Regions from separate parts of the Homo sapiens genome. Here region 2 is linked to region 1. A link is an interaction called in ENCODE POLR2A ChIA-PET data of the cell type or tissue named here. Cell type or tissue: GM12878. All regions are shown on one strand. Links, peaks and the distances in the headings refer to the core of each region. The heading gives the core; the rest is flanking DNA.

Region 1 (8,320 bases), core at 207-8,206:
AAATGATGGATAAGAGAGGACCGTGGCAGTAACTGTGACAATTGCTCCAATTGTATGAGTGCCTATTTCTGAGCCAGGCATGGTGCTGTGTACTTTCTGCACAGGTCTCATAGCAACCCTCCAGGGCTGGAAGTTTTCCTATCCCCACTTCTCAATGAGGAAACTGAGGCTCAGAGAGGCCAAGCAACTGATTCAAAGTCACACAGTTCCTAAGTGACAGTTTGGGGACTCCAAAGTCACCATCTCTCACAATGGGAAGGGGGTTGTTGTTATTTTTTGGCCAGCCTGCTTCCTTCCCCCTTTCCCCTCCCTCCCTGCCTGCCATCATCTGCCTGGTGAGTTTGCATCACTCCTAGGGCCCAGGGGTCCAATTAGGGGACTCCCCCAGGGAAGCTGACTGAGGCAATCCATGCCCCAAGGGGGCCTCCCTGAGCTGAAGTTTTAATTAGCCATCACTGCTCTCCCTGAAACTCTGACCTGCCCATAGCTCTACCATCCCAGGCTGGCCTTGTGGCAGGAGGCAGAAGGCAGGACTGGCGTTCAACCCAGCTGCGCAGCAGAAGCTGCCCTGGCAGAGCAGAGAGATGTGGCCAGGCTTCCCTCCCACACAGCTCTCTGTATCCACCTCAGCATCACCTCATTTAGTCCAGTAAATGGATTACAAAATAAATGGACTAAGCGACTTCATCCATTAAATAGATTAAATACATTAAATGAGCTAATATTTGTGAAGCATTTAAACAGCGCCCGGTACATAGTAAAGACTAGGAGTGTTTGTTAAATTAAAAAAACAAGTCAGCAAGGATGAGGGGAACAAGGTACCACCCAGGGCCCAGAACTATTCTTGGACATAAAGATGGCACATTCCTGGGTCACTTGGCAATGGTGGGTGGCCCATGTGTGGGCGGTCAGCATCTGTAATCCTGCCCCCTGCAATGTGGGAAGCTTGGGGTGTGGAGGGAGGGAATGGATGGGTATGTGCCAGGCACTGCACTAAGCATTCATGCCCTACAAGCCATCTTAGGAGATGGGTTACCATCCCATTTTTCAGAGGAGGTGGTCAAGGTTCACAGAAGCAATCAACATGTCCACAGCTGGCAAGGTGGCTCATGCCTGTAATCCTAGCACTTTGAGGGGCCAAGTCAGGAGGTTTGCTTGAGGCCAGGAATTTGAGACTGGCCTGGTCAACATGGCAAAACCGCATCTCTACAAAAAAAATAGAAAAATTAGGTGGGCGTGGTGATGCACACCTGTAGTTCCAGCTACTTGGGAGGCTGAGGTGGGAGGATCACTTGAGCCCAGGAGGTGGAGGTTGCAGTGAGCTGAGATCGCACCATTGCACTCCAGCCTGAGCCACAGAGCCAGACTCCATCTCAAAAAAACAAAAAAACAAAACAAAAAAAACCATGTCCAAGAAAGCACAACCATGAGAGGCAGGGCAGGATTTATTGTTTATTATCATTATTATTTTTTGTTTTCTTTCTGTTTATTTGTTTTTGTTTAGGGCAGGATTTAGATCCAAAACCTAAGCCCTGCACACCAGAAAATCCGACTCCTTGTGCCCCTCCCACACCTACTCAGGGCAAGAAGGCCACAGGGCCACACCCCCAGATGCAAAAGGGAGAAGGGTGCCTTTCTCTGCTCCCACTCAGCTTCCCCTCAACCTCCAGGAAACCTGAGGGCTCTGAGTATGGCTGTTTGTGTTGAGGACCCAAAACCCCTTTTCTGGGGCCAGGCTGTGAGTCTAAGGTGAGATGATAACAGGGAGTTTCTGAAGCACTGCACCCCTACTCTGGGGAGCAGGAGGCCTCCTGACCGTGACCCCAGTCTCCCACCCTGCTTGGCTGCTCACCTCCCGCCTCAGCAGCAGCGCCGCTGTGCCAGCCCTGAGCCAGAGCCAAGCCCTCCTTGGACGCGGTTGCCTGGTAACCAGCCCTAAGTGACGGCAACCCCAGCGGGCCGCTAATGAGGGGGCAGCAGCCAACCACCTGGCCAGACCCAGCCGCCTCAGCCAGCCTTAGAAAGGCTTCCACGATAGTCCACCTGGCCTGCCCACGGTAGGAGGGGAGGGTGCCCCAGCACTGGGGGAGGGGACATGGTGGGGCGAGGAGGAGCTGGGTTGGCGGCCCCCCAAAACCTTTGAACTGGGGATCTGGGGGAAGGTGACTCCCGATGAAGGCCAAGTCTTGACCAAAGCGCGGGGCGGGCACTGGGCTGGAGTCAGGGCTGCGGGTAGGGCCCGCCCAGGCCCCAACCACCACCCTGGAAACAGCTGTGATGGCTCTGCCCAGGGCGCCGAGGCCGGGGGAAGGGATCTCCAGGGAGAGGCCCTGGATGGGGAGAGGAGGTGATGAGGGCGGCTGGCAGGAGTCCAGGCTCTGGGTAGGGGAGCAGCTCCTGCAGCACGGGGGGAAATGCATCAGCCCCTCCCCTCTTTGCAGGGGTCCCCCTCCTCTTCTCCTCACACCCCTACCCCAGGCTGATGGCCTCCAAGGAGGGGGCTGCAGGCAGCATGAGGCAGGCAGGTGGAGCTCGGCCAGGTGTTTTTCCATCCTAGGTCTGACAGGGGAGGAGGGGATAGAGAGGCAGTGGCAGAACCAGGAGGAGGCCTGGTGTATGGACTGGACAGGCCTTCAGGAGACCTGGGTTCTGGAGCTGCCTGCCTGAGACCCCAGGCAGGTAGCTGGCCCTCTCTGCGTCTCATTTGCCCCATGTTGAAATAGGGGCTAGAAACAGGCTACTGCTGGTGTCCTGGGTCCTAAGAGGCTGAGACGGGGAGTCCAGGGGCTTTAGGGGAGCTCTGGGCAGCAGAGGTTCCTTCAGGCTCTCATCTCTGGGCCTGGGTAGGTTTTTCTGCCTTTCTTCCCTTTCAGATGTGCATAGCCCTCCTTCACCATTAAACCTTCACTCCATAACTACAGCCTGACTCAGCCCTGTGGTGGGCACTAGAGTCACAGCCCAAGGGCAGACCCAGGCCCCACCCTGGAAGAGGTCCCTCCCCAGTATAAGAGAGAAGCCAGGCTTATAGCCAGGCAATTTCAGCACAGGAAGCTGAGGCTAAAATGGAGGTGAGTTCAAAATGCTCTGGGACCTCAGAAGAGATGACCAAACCCAGCCTGGAGCTCAGGGAAGGCTTCCTGGAGGAGGGATCCCAAGCCGATTTTTTTTTTTGACGGGGGCTGTGTCAGGTCTTGGTTTGTTGCCCAGCCTGAAGTGCAGTGACCTGATCACAGCTTAGTGCAGCCTGAACCTCCTGGGCTCAAGTCATCCTCCCACCTCAGCCTCCCGAGTAGCTGGGACCACAGGTGTGTGCCACCATGCCTGGAAATTTTTTTTATTTGTCCTGCTCTGTTGCCCAGGCCAGTCTTGAACTCCTGGGCTCAAGTGATCCTCCAGCCTCTGCCTTCCAAAGTGTGGGAGGATTTCAGGCATGAGCTACCGTGCCCAGCCTCTGAGCTGAGTCTGAAAGGCCAACAGGAATTAGCAAGGAAAGCCAGACAAGCAGCCAAGGCAGATGGAGAGCATATTCCAAAGTGTGGAGGTGTGACCTGAAAGGAACCTTGGCTGGCTGGGGAGACAATCGGGACAATCAGGAGACATGCCAAAGCCAGACTGGGGAACTGGAACCTGAGGCCACCGAGGAACCACAGGAGACTCCAAGCTAGGAGTGACCGGTTACACACAGGCATTAGAAAGCTCTCTGTGGAGGCAGGCAGGGAATATTTCCTGCTGCCTCCAGCACCAAGCCTCCAATGGCTGGGCTTTGGCACAGCCAGAGTGAGACATCACAGTCCCCCCCTCCCTGAGTCCAAGGCCCAGCAGTCCTGTTCCTGAGGCCTCTCTCCCACTGTGGCAGACCCACCTCCACACAAGCACCCATCTCACTGGAGGCAATGGTCTGTTTGAAGCCTGGGAGACAGCACTGGGACCCATCTACTGCTGTACCCTCAATGCCAGCATAAAACCTGGAGATCCTCAATATGTGACAGAAGGAAGGATGGGAAGGAGAGAAGGAAAATCAGCCCACCCTAGCTGTTAATTAAAGAATGTTCCCCTCCTCTGCAGGAGTCCCTAAATCTTTTTTTTTTTTTTTTTTTTTTTTTGAGATACAGTCTTACTCTGTTGCCCAGGCTAGAGTGCAGAGGCACGATCTCAGCTCACTGCAACCTCTGCCTCCCGGGTTCAAGTTCCTCTGCCTCCTGAGTAGCTGGGATTACAGGCTTGTGCACCATGCCGGCTAATTTTTGTTTTTTAGTAGACATGGGGTTTCCCCATGTTGGCCAGGCTGATCTCAAACTCCTGACCTTAAGTGATCTGTCTGCCTCAGCCTCCCCAAGTGCTGGGATTAAAGGCGTGAGCCACTGCACCTGGCCAGGGTCCCTAAATTATTGTGCATGGTTTGTTGTTGTTGTTGTTGTTGTTTTCCTAGCCAACAGGCCAGCAGATGCAGTCTTCCAGAGGGGCCCAGTGAAAGCCTGCCCCACTTCTCAGTCTTAGGGCCTCCCCTCTGAGCAAGTCTGATTTTCTCTGGAGGTAGTGGGGGGGGGGCTCCTTCGGAGTTTGAGAGGCTCCCACTCCCTGCTCACTGTGGCAAAGCAGCAGGCTGCCCCCACCCCCAGCCTCCCCTGCAGAAGGATGCCCTGATTTCCCAGTACACCTTTGGAAAGTGGCTCACCTCACCCCAATCAGACCCCATGGCCCTGTCCTCCTGCCCAGGTCCTATCCAACCCAGATCCCTACGACGCTCTGAGTCCATGCTGATGGCCACCGACGCAGCCCAGCTTCAGGCTCTGCTTGCTTTAGTGGCAGCGGGTTCCTGAACAACAATTGTGTCTGAGCCCTCCCTCAGAAGGCACTGGAGTCACACAGTCCTCCAGGGACAATCCTAGCTCTCCATTTCTTGGCTATGTGGACAAGTGGCCTCCCCCTCCTCCTCTAGAGCTACTGTTACTGGTTGAGGGTAGTTGCCCAGGTTCTTGGTGTTTTGAACAAAGAATTGGACAAAAGGCACAAGCAAGGCAGCAAAACCTCCAGCAAGAGGCTCAGGAGCACTGGTTACAGAATTTTCTGGGGTTTATATACCCTCTAGAGGTTTCCCATTGGTTCACCCTAGTAGCCCGCAACCAGTCTGATTGGTTGAAGAGTAGGCCCACGACCAGTCTGATGGGTTGTGGGAGGGGACCAATCAGAGGCACTTTCACTTTCCAGCTGCCACTCAGCAACTGCCATACAGCAAAAGGAGGGATTGCAACTACCATGCAGCAACTGCCACCTTGAAAGAGAAGGGGTTGAAGAGTAGTCTCTAATATCCAGCACCAGTTGGCCTTAGGTTCCCTGCCTCCAGACCTTATTCTCCTGCAACATCACCACTGGTTGAAACCTTACTACAAATCAAGCTGTGAAGTCACTGGAGCCCTGTAGCAAGTCATGTCCCTGTAACGATGAGTGAGCTGACAGCTAAGGGGCTTGCCTAAACCACACAGGTCAGTGGATCAAACCCCAGTGTGCTTGTTTTTCAAACTCCTGCTTCACATGGTTGTAAGAATTAAATGAGATATCAATTATCTCATAGATAGATGTAGGAGCTCCATGCCCAACCACTGACACTGAGATATCCCTCTTCTGGGAGGGGAGAGGGAGCAATGAGGAAATAGAGGGCAGACAGGGCAGCAAAAGCAGTCTGAGGGGCCTCTCAGGAGGAGGCAGTGTCTATAGCTGGGTCTGCAAGGATGGAAGGGGGCATTGCTGTGTGTCTTAGGGAAAGGTGCCATACTTCTCTGTTTCTCTGCCTGTAGAGTAGCTGCCAGCTCCACCTCACACGCCTCTGGGGTAAGGGAGCTCCTCCAAGGAAGGAGATTTGTAAATAGCAGGTGTGGCCTCATTAGAGGGAGCACCATTGTTATTAATAACCATAAAATAATGAGCCAAGGCTCAGGATCTGACCTTTTACCTTGCATTCCCAGGGAGCCAGGAGAAGTAACTGGTGTCTGGGGTGGGGTGGAAGAGGAGTGTGTGTGTTGCATGTGAAACCTGGGCAGACCTGGTAGTGGTAGGGGTGGGGTGGGGTGAGGAGAAACCTCCTTTTTACACTACTTTCTTTTTCTGTGTTAACTCTACTCGGGAAGGCCATATAAGGACAGACTGTTCCCTTCTCTGCTTTTATTCACACTATTCCTTCTGATTAGAATATCACATCTCTGCAAGACCACAGTCCTGATAAAAACATGTGGAGCTCCCAAGGCAGTTATCTTGTATTGATTGCCTTCATTCTCTATAGGCTCCACAGACGACCATTGGTATAGGGAGGAAAATGGCAAGGTCAGAGCCTTCAGGAGCTCATAGTCTGGGGACACTCTATGAGCTTCCTAGAGTTTACAAGCAATTTCCCACACTGATGTTGGCCGACACCACAGTTGCTAAGGCAGGTCTCTCACTGCTCTCTTTTTGCAATGAGGAAATTTGAGGCTCAGAAAGTTACAAAGTAGCTCCCAAGTCCCCCAGTGTTGCCTCCTTTCTTTGGCAGTCCAGGGTGTTTAAGTGATGCCGAAAAGGAACAGACATACTGTTGAGTGGGGCTGCTGTCTGTGTGAGGTGTCCCTGAATTAACACAAGGCTCAGCAGTGCTGCAAATCTTAACTAGCCCCTATTGTCTCAGATGGCTGCTCATCCTGGCCTGGTTGGGTCCCATTCCAACTCAGGGAAATTGGAGAGACCACTGGGCACATCTGAGCACACAACCTGAGCGTCCTAGACCCCAAGGGCTAAGAACACAGCCCTCCTTCCACCCCACTAGCAGGGCAGGGACAGGGTCGCCGGCGCGGTGCTGGAGGAGGAGGGGCGAGCAGAGTTGGTAAGGGGCAAGAGCAGTGAATAGCCTGTGACCCACGGGGCTGCAGGCTGGGGTTAAGGGTATGATGTTTGGTGTGACCCCTAGCTGTCCGCGCGCAGATGTATTTTCCTGACGCTAAGGTGTGGCTGCAGGAAGGGCCCCAGGCTGGGAGCCAGGAGATCTGGGATTTTGTCCCAGCCTGCTGAGTGACCTGGGGAAAGCCCCAACCCTCTCTGAGTGTCTCTCCCTATATGGTTCCCGACTCTATTTCTAAGGTCCTTCCAGCTCTAAATGAAGTGACACTCTCCCCCCACCTCCCGCCCCCGCTCCCCAGGTGACCTCACTTCCTCTTCCTACCTGCAGCGCCCAGCCCCTCCTCCTCAGCTCCAGCTGCTCCAGCTGCTTGGTGATTCTTGGAACCTGCAGCCTCAGGCCTGCTCTGCTCTGACTCAGGCAGAACTTACCTTTGGGATCTGAGGGGATAGTTTTGCTTCCTGAACTGACTCTGACCTTTGGCATGTCCACCTGCCCTCCCCTTCCCCACTGCACACACCTGTTCCCAGTCCTCGGGCAGCCCAGGAGCTTTGACGGACCAGATTCCTTCAGATAAAGTAGCAGCACTGAGGGGCTCTCATCCACAGTCAGATGGTCCAGGGAGAGGCACCCCTTCCCCCCTCCAGCCTCTCTTTGCAACACACCATTCCTGGCTGGGCGTGCTCCACTCCACCCGCCTCACAGGCTGCGCGCCGGTCTGCCTCATGGAGGGAGCCTCACCCAGGCTACTTTGCAAATCCCCCAGCACCCTCATTCCCGGCCCTTCCAGGGATGGGGAGATTGCCGCTTCCTCAGACAGTTGCCGTGCCCTAGCAGGAGTCTGGAAATTGCCCTCATTGACTACAACGAAATGAGGGGACAGATCAAGGAGCCCTTCTCCAGCCCCCTAATACACTAGTGCTGGACAGGGGAATGCCGGCACCTACTGTGTGCCAGATATTTGCAAACACCCTTTTCCAAGCTTACACCGCCACCGCTATGAGGAAGACAGAATTCCACTTTTGCAAATAAGGAAACTGAAGCTCAGCGAGGTCAAGCGGCAGGCGCAAGGTCACATCGCAGCAAGTGGCAGTGAATGAACGATCTAAGGGAGCGACTGAGGGCGCGTGACGGGCCCGCCGGGCACTGGTTCGTGGAGCGTGGCGGTTACGGGCGGTGCACAGCGCCCGCAGCCCGCTCCTAGCGAGCTGGCCCCACGCGGGCCCTCCGCACCCGCTGCCCACAGGAGCGCAGGCTCCCAGAGGCGGGGCCGGGCTCTTCCCCAACCCTGCGAGTCGCCCCGCCCCCGCCCCGCCCCCAGCCCGCCCCGCCCGGGACCGCAGACGGCGCCCAGCGGCGGCGCGAACGGCAGCTAGGAGGGTTGCTCCGGGCTTGGTGCTCACTGCGACTTCCCGCGCAGGGCCCGGTCGGACTAGGACCCGCGGCCTGAGAGACGCT
Region 2 (8,320 bases), core at 94-8,093, 89 kb before region 1:
GAGATGAGGAAATGGAAAAAATGAGTTTGCGGAAGCTGGGAGGACAAGAAAAAGCTGAACAAATGCAGGGTGGTTGTGGGGTGTTTGTGAGGGAAGGGAGCGGATGCTGAGAGAGCTCAGGAAGTGCCATAGGACCACTCACCACACCCTGTTGTCTTGAATCCCTAGTGCCCACACGCAGTACCACTCTCCAGCCCCAGGGTCCATGCCTGGACAAGGTCCAGGTCCTACTCTTGGAGTCCTGTGAGGGCCTGTCTCCCTTACTGATAATAATCCCCCAGACTCAAGGGAATCCAAGGGACCTGCTGATCTGGCAACCAAAAGGACTCAACCTCCCACCACCCCAACAGGTAAAGAAACCAAGGCACAGAGAGGTTAGGTTCCCTTCTGAGGGCCACACAGGAATAAGTTGTACAGCCAGGATAAATACCCACATACTGTAAACTCATGAGCCTGAGCTCTTAACAAATGGGTTCTCCTACCTCCCATGAACAAGCACAATCCAGTCTCTTCTCATGAAAGAAAACCTTCTGGACTCAAGCCCCCAAGGCGGCCCATGAGCTCAAGTAGCCTGTGCCCCCTGCACCCTTGGAAGGCATGAGCTTCCTTGGGCCTATACATGGAAGACAAGGCTCTGAACAGGTAGCAAAAGGTCTGGTTATGAACCTTGCTCTGTTAATGATTTGCTCGGGAACCCCAGGCAAGTCACCGTCCTTCTCTGAGCCTCAGTTTTCCCCAACACTTGTGAGGCTATTGTAAATTGATGATAAACCCATGTGGGAGGCTGGGCATGGTGGCTCATGCCTGTAATCCCAATACTTTGGGAGGCCGAGGCTGGTGGATCACTTGAGGTCAGGAGTTGGAGACCAGCCTGGCCAACATGGTGAAACCCCGTCTCTACTAAAAATACAAAAATTAGCCAAGCATGATGGCGCACACGTGTGGTCCCAGCTACTCGGGAGGCTGAGGCTTGAGAATTGCTTGAACCCGGGAGACAGAGGTTGCAGTGAGCTGAGATTACGCCACAGCATTCCAGCCTGGGCAACAGAGCGAGACTCTGTCTCAAAAAAAACAAAACACAAAAACCTATGTGGGAAACAGCCCTTGGGGCTCCCGGTGCCCAGCAGTGCCGGGCCTGTCACTGACCTTGCTCTAGGATGATTCACAGGGACGTCGTGGGTGGCCAGAGGGCTCGTGGGTGGCCAGAGGGCCCCTTGCCTGCAGCAGCAAGAGCAGAATGGCTGGTGTGCCAAGCTTCGGGGCACCAGTGGGCAATAGGAGAATTCTGTCAGTGCTGGGGAAGGGAGTAAGGAAGCAAGAACAGCCTTCAGGCGTGGGTCTCCCAGCCACAGGGGCTGTAGGGGAGACCCCGGAAGGAGGATGGGGCAGCTGTCTTAGAATACCAATCACCCAAAGGAGCCCATATTCCATGTTTACCAGGAGTACCAGGGTCCTCAATATCGTCTTCACTTGCATTTATTTGCATTTTTTGCTTATAATTTGTCATTTGGTGGGGTCTCATTTCATATCACAGTCTCTACTTTTTCCTCCCTATTTGGGCACAGGGAGAGGTGGACCTTCAGCTAAGTCCTCCTCGGGGAATTTCATTTTAACTCTCAATATACCTTCAGACTCCATTAGACCCAATTTTAATTTTAATTTTTAACCAACCTTTCTTTCTTCTTTCCTTTCCTTCGTTCTTTCTTTCTTTCTTTCTTTCTTTTTTTTGACAGGGTCTCACTCTGTCTCCCAGGCTAGAGTGCAGTGGCACAATCTCAGCTCACTGCAACCTCTGCCTCACAGGTTCAAGCCATCCTCCTGCCTCAGCCTCCCGAGTAGCTGGGACAACAGGTGCGTGCCACAACGCCTGGCTAATTTTTGTATTTTTTGGTATTCTTATTTTTAGTAGAGAGGGGGTTTTGCCATGTTGCTCAGGCTGGTCTTGAACTCTTGAGCTCAGTGATCTGCCTCCCTCGACCTCCCAAAGTGCTGGGATTACAGGCATGAGCCATCATGCCTGGTTGAAGTTTCTTTTTTGAGCAGTTCAAACGATTTATGAGGATTATTTTATTACTTTTATTTTTTCACGGAGGTCTCCCAAAACCAAAGAGAACTTTTATTTATTTATTTATTCATTTATTTTTTTGAGATGGGGTTTCGCTCTTGTTGCCCAGGCTGGAGTGCAATGGCACAATCTCAGCTCACTGCAACCTTCACCTCCCGGATTCAAGTGATGCTTCTATCTCAGCCTCCCAAGTAACTGGGATTACAGGTGCCTGACACCATGCCCAGCTAATTTTTTTTTTGTTGTTGTTAGTAGAGACAGTGTTTCACCATGTTGGCAGACTGGTCTCAAACTCCTGACCTCAGGTAATCCTCCTGCCTTGGCCTCTCAAAGTGCTGGGATTACAGGCGTGAGCGACTGCACCTGTCCACTTTCTTTTTTTTTTTTTTAATAAAAAAGAATGAAGGGCTGGGTGTAGTGGCTCATGCCTGTAATTTCTGCATTTCCAGAGGCCAAGGAGGGCAGATTGCTTAAACTCAGGAGTTCGAGACCAGCCTGGGCAACAGGGTGAAACCCTGCCTCTATGAAAAAATACAAAAATTATTTGGGCTCAGTGGCACACCCCTGTACTCCCAGCTACTTGGGAGGCTGAGGTGGGAGGATTACTAAGCCCAGGATGCAGAAGTTGCAGTGAGCCGCTGCACTCCAGCCTGGATGACAGAGGAGACCCTGCCTCAAAAAAAAAAAAAAAAAAAAAAAGAAGAAGCTTATTTTATCTTGTAATTATCATATGGATCTACTGGATCATTTGTAAATCTAAAATATATTATGAGATCTTCATGATCTTATTTTTCCTATATCATAAAACATTTTGCTATTGTATTCCCTCAGGAACTATTTCATCATTACTCATCAATTATTCCCAACCCATGCTTTGAAAAAAAGACTAAAATAGTAAGAAAACAGAAGAATGATGGAATTGCCTGAATGACTCAATAGTGACATGAGTCATTGCTATTTCACCAATTTTCAGTTTTCTTATTGCCTTGTCCAAAGCATTAGGACCGTCTTTCAAGAAAGTGTAAAAAGTCCAGAGATATCATCTTTGTATTTTTTTTTAGCTTTCATTGCACACAGTTAAGAATTCAGAATTGTTCATTTTCCTACAAAGAGGAAAGAGAAGGAAACTGACAGAGGAAGACATTTCACAGCTATTAGAGCAATCAGTAGATGAATGCAACGCGACAAACAGCAGCACTCTAGACTGTAATGATGAGGTAAAAGCATCGTATGAGCAAAATCTTCAGATGATGACATCATGCATGAATTTTCTCAAACCCAAGAATTGTCCCTATTTTCCCAGGGGTAGGGGAGAACTAGAGAGGGATGGCTCTTTGCCCAGGGTCACTCAGCTCTTGCTCTGTCCTGTTGCTCAGAGATCTGTGACTGAGCCAGCCCCTCCTGTAGCATACAGTAGATGCTGCCCCGCAGGATGGGACAGGGCTGGACCTTGAGGTGAAGAGGCTGTCTGGATACCTGCTCCTGACTGCTAGCTCTTCGCCCACCTCACCTGCCACCTGTCCTTTGGCGTTGGGTTCTTGAGGCCGTGGTTTCCCTCTGGGTGGTGACTCAGTGCCCACAGCCCGCCTTGCATGTGATCTTCCCCTCCCCTGGGCCTCACTGACTGCCCCAGCAAGAGGCAGCTGTGGTTTCCCCTGAAGCAGCAACCACGAACTGCCAAGCCCACCCCACCCCTCCGTGTCCTAGCCCCAACCTCGGGGCCTCAGCTGAAGGAGAGATGGGGAGGCCTCATAGGCCCATGGCACTTGGTGTTTACAACGAGCTTAGCCCTCACAGCATGAGTGTGGAAAGTATTATCCCTATTCAATTGATGAGGAGAGTGAGGCCAACATGTGTGAGGGGCTTATTTCATTTATGCATTCATTTATTCTACAAGCGTCTCTCAAAAGCCCACTAAAACCCAGGACAGTAGACCCAGAGACACGATGTCCAGATGTACCTCAGGAAGGACTGGCCCTGGCGGCGGGAGGGTCGTGAGTGCTCAGCTCTCCAGGGATTGCCCCCAGCTGCAGAGATTTGCCTCCTCTGCCTCGGCCTCCCATGCCTTTCTCTGGGCAGCCTCATATCCAAGGACTAATCCAGCTGGGTACTAATTCAGGCCCGGCTATTTAAGCCCTGTGTGGGGCGGTGACAGGTCATTCGGAGCTCCCAGTGAGGCAGCTGAGGCCAGGGTTGGGCCTGTCTTGCAGCTGGACTTCTTCTCCCTCTGCCCAGTTTGGCCTCTTTGCCTTCCCTTCTCCAGGTGCTGTCTGCAAGAGCTCTCCCTAACAGACATCCCTCACAGTAACTCCGAGCCCAAATCCACTTCCTGAGGAACCCACCCTGCAACCCTCGGCTTTCAAAGAGTGGCCAGCCTCATGGCACAGAGGCATGTAAACCACCCGGGTGGGGAGAGAATAGGCCCAGGGAGACACAGCCACCGGGGCCCAGAAAGCTGGCTTTGGTTTTGTGGGGGGTGTGGGCCGCAGAGTTCAGGATTGGGGCGTGGCAGCAAGGCAGGGGCCCAAGCGCCTGAAAACCACAGCCCACCCCCTTGGCTTGGAGAAGGGCGAGGTCCCCACCTGTCTACCATGATTTTCTCAGACCCAGTCTGCTCCAATAAGCAGCCCCCGCTCGGCTGGACCGTCTCCCAATTTCCCTTCCCAAATACATACTCTGACTGTGGGTCTAGATGCCTCCTACATCCTGAGTGCCTTGTGGCCAGCCAGCAGCAGCAGCAGAGCTGCCCAGAGGAACTGTGCTGGATCTAGTAGGGGGAGAAGGGAGAACAGGCCCTTCTGGGACCCCAAGATCCCGTGCAGGGAGCACATCTGGGTTCCAAACCCACAAAAGGAAACGTGGCCAAGAAAGCAACCAATCTCCACCCCCGGCAGGGTTGGGCTGCACCGCCATACTGTGACTGTGCTGGCTACAGTCCCATGGCGATGGGGAACTCACAGCCCCGTGCCCCTCCAACCAGAGGTCCCTGGGCTGGGCAACTTAGATAATTAGGAAGGTCTTCCTTCCCTTAAGGTCCTCCTCTGGCCTCTGGAGCTATGGGATCTGCTGTTCTTTGGTACCAGTAATCCACATGTGAGGCCCCATTTTTCTCCTAAGTCACTGTAGGATCTTGGGCCTCAGTTCTCCATCTGTTTAGCAAGGGAGAGCAGAGGAGAGCCAGTCCTTCCACTTCCCACCTGCCCTGACATTTTATGACTCAGTGATACACTGACGCCTGTCCCGTTCTGCCTCCTTGCCTTCTCTCCTCCAAGTTGCCCAGCTCCATCACCTTCCCTGCCCCTCCCTTGACCTTCCACCTCCCCTGGGCTGACAAGAGCTGAGGGTGGTCAGAAGTCGGCCCGGCTTCCCACCTGACACAGAGGACTGCTCGAAGGAGATGCTGGTCACTAAGAGCAGGGCAGCAGCTGTAACAAGCCAGCATTCTGGAAGCTCCTGGAAATCATATTGCAGAATGCTGGCCTGGCAAGGGGTGAGGGTAAGGGTCTAGGGTGGGGAACAGTGAGTTCTATATAGCAGGGGAGCCAGGACAAGTGCTGTCCATGCTGGAATGCTTCGTTCTGAGCAAGAATGACATCACAGACAACCCCTGCTCCATGCTTATTACCATGGGCTGCCCAAACCCCCACCCACACAGGGAGGGCAGCGGGAGGGGACAGAAATGAATGGGCACAAGCTGTGGCATAAATTCTGGTGGAGGATGGAGGGAAACGATGCCAGAGCATCTAGCCAGGCCATAGCCTCACAAGCTCTGTCCCTGAGACAGGATTTCTGCAACACTGGAGAGGGATGGTACCCAGCCATCCATGACTTCTGTGCCAGGCCCGACTTGTGTTTAATTGTATACATTATTAATGGAACTGGTGGCAAGGGGCTGGGGCTCAGTCTGTGACCAGCATCAGGGCTCAGTCTATGACCAGGTTCAGTGCTTTATCTAGGACCAGGACCAAGACTCATTCTGTGGTAGGATCAGGGCTTAGTGAGTGATCAGGATGAGAGCTCAGTCTGTGACGAGATCATGGGCTCAAGCCTATAGCTCACATTAAGGATCCCCTCCGGGTGGGGCTCAGAGCCAGGGACATTGTGGAAAGTGTCTGAAGGCAAGGTGGGGTCAGCTGGGAGAGAGGGGAGAAGTGGAAGCATGAAGGCCAAGAGGTCCCTGGGCCTGAGGCCAGCTGTGTGAAAACAGAAAAGAGAGTCAGGACTCCAGCTCTGCCACTCACTGGCTGTGTGATTTTGGAGAGTTACTTCCCTTTTTGAGGTCTATGTTGTCTTGTGCGTAAAATGGGAATATTAGGCCGGGCACAGTGACTCACACCTGTAATCCCAGCACTTTGGGAGGCCGAGGCAGGCAGATCACGAAGTCAAGAGATTGAGACCATCCTGGCCAACATGGTGAAACCCCGTCTCTACTAAAAATATAAAAATTAAAGCCCAGGCGAGGTGGCTCACGCCTGTAATCCCAGCACTTCGGGAGGCCGAGGTGGGAGGATCACGAGGTCAGGAGATCAAGACCATCCTGGTTAACACGGTGAAACCCCATCTCTATTAAAAATACAAAAAATTAGCCTGGCATGGTGGTGGGCGCCTGTAGTCCCAGCTGCTGGGGAGGCTGAGACAGGAGAATGGTGTGAACCCAGGAGGCAGAGCTTGCAGTGAGCCAAGACTGCACCACTGTACTCCAACCTGGGCAACAGAGTGAGACTGTCTCAAAAAAGACAAAAAATGAGCTAGGCGTGGTGGCAAGCACCTGTAGTCCCAGCTACTTGGGAGGCTGAGGCAGGAGAATCACTTGAACCCGGGAAGCAGAGGTTGCAGTGAGCCAAGATCACGCCACTGCACTCCAGCCTGGCAACAGATCAAGACTCCGTCTCAAAAAAAAAAAAAGGGGGGGAATATTAGTTAGGTGCAGTGGCTTACAACGTTAATCCAGCACTTTGGGAGGCCAAGGCGGGAGGACAGATTGAGCCTAGGAGATTTGAGACCAGCCTGGGCAACACAGTAAGACCCTGTCTCTATAAAAAATTTAAAAGGTAGCTGGGCATGGTGGGGCCCGCCTGTAGTCCCAGCTACTTGGGCGGCTGAAGCAAGAGGATCGCTTGCGCCCAGTAATTCAAGGTTGCAATGAGCTACAATTGGGCTACTGGGCTCCATCCTGGGTGACAGAGTGCGACCTTGTCTCTGAAAAATAATAATAATAAAATTTTTAAAAGTGGGAATTTTGACTTCTGTTCTGCCTTTGAGATAGAGTCTTGCTCTGAGTCACCAACATGCAAGTTACTATTTCACAAAGCACCAAGAACCCTTATCAATACCTGCCTCCCAAGATTATTCACAGGAGTGAGAATGCACTTCATGAGACAGCAGAAAAAATGGGGAGGGGTTGTTTGCTCAATTTCCAAAGGAGAATTGCTTCAGACAGGAAAATCTCAAAAGGAAACAGCCTTACTGTTGTCATGGCTTCTCCTCACAGTTCTTCTGGTCAGTTTTTATTCCCCAAAATAATGTGTACAGAGTATTTACAGTCAGAGAATGCTAAAGGATTACAACAAAAATAACACGCTCTTTACCCCACGTCAGCCTGCTCGCCAAAAGCAGCCATTTCAACTTATTCAGTTGTTTCTTCTGGTTTTTACTCCCTAAATAAAGCATTGATTTCAATTCTGGTTATCTCCCAAGAGGTCCAATTTAGATGCTGTCTCTAGGGCTCCCTATTGTGACAGAGGAGGTTCACTTACACTCTTTCTCCTCTCCTTTCAATATCATACCACCACAACTCTTGGTTACATTCACAATCACTAAAAAGTGTTTATGGCTGAAACAACTAATATACTATCTTTTTCAATCTCCTTTCCCCCACAGAGTTAATCATTGTCTCATTTTTTTCACTTGCTTATTTTCTTTGACCCATGATTAGATCTTCTGCAAAAGCCCAGTAAGATAATTCTCAATACTGATTTTCACTATCAGTTCCAGTTCCTTAATTTTTTTTTCCCTTGAGACACCCTTTCTGGAGCCCTCAGTTCTCCTGCCTCCATCTGAGCCAGAAGCTTTCCAGATCAGCAGCACAGTCGTCATCCAGAGGCTTCCCTTTGCCAACATTCTGCAACGTCATTTCTTCTCTTTCCTCTATGGATCTCTGATTTTTCTGGGTTCCATTTCTTCTTTCTTGGTTTATGCCCTTTTAGGGTGGAGCACATCCTCCAGTTCCTTCCTGAGGAAGTTTTCACGGAAGAC

The links. ChIA-PET counts read pairs that join two places held together with the same protein. Peaks named below come from ENCODE experiments on the same cell type or tissue, not always from the same donor. Only the 100,000 strongest peaks of a DNase experiment are listed, where the experiment ranks them.
Region 2: POLR2A ChIA-PET joins it to region 1 with 13 read pairs; 20 of 35 experiments call an interaction of 5 or more read pairs at or near these places.

The regions. Positions count from the first base shown.
Region 1 is chr15:75,193,679-75,201,998 of GRCh38, forward strand. It overlaps C15orf39 (chromosome 15 open reading frame 39), which reads left to right and starts at 8,204. Exons shown (of 3, transcript NM_015492.5): 1 at 8,204-8,320. It overlaps LOC107984772 (a long non-coding RNA gene), which reads left to right and starts at 1,995. Exons shown (of 2, transcript XR_001751617.2): 1 at 1,995-2,057; 2 at 3,360-4,062. RefSeq lists enhancers at 1,618-2,162, 2,431-2,490, 5,881-5,950, 6,361-6,540, 7,807-8,320 and a silencer at 8,011-8,320. In GM12878, for the core only: no CTCF peak of the experiment used is centred there; a DNase peak (open chromatin) is centred at 5,193; H3K4me3 peaks cover 2,671 bases; H3K27ac peaks cover 3,200 bases.
Region 2 is chr15:75,105,027-75,113,346 of GRCh38, forward strand. It overlaps LOC124903529 (a long non-coding RNA gene), which reads left to right and starts at 1,822. Exons shown (of 2, transcript XR_007064720.1): 1 at 1,822-1,851; 2 at 3,127-7,302. RefSeq lists enhancers at 5,944-6,013, 7,939-8,028, 8,059-8,108, 8,129-8,198. In GM12878, for the core only: no CTCF peak of the experiment used is centred there; DNase peaks (open chromatin) are centred at 673, 3,645, 7,453 and 7,985; H3K4me3 peaks cover 508 bases; H3K27ac peaks cover 6,672 bases.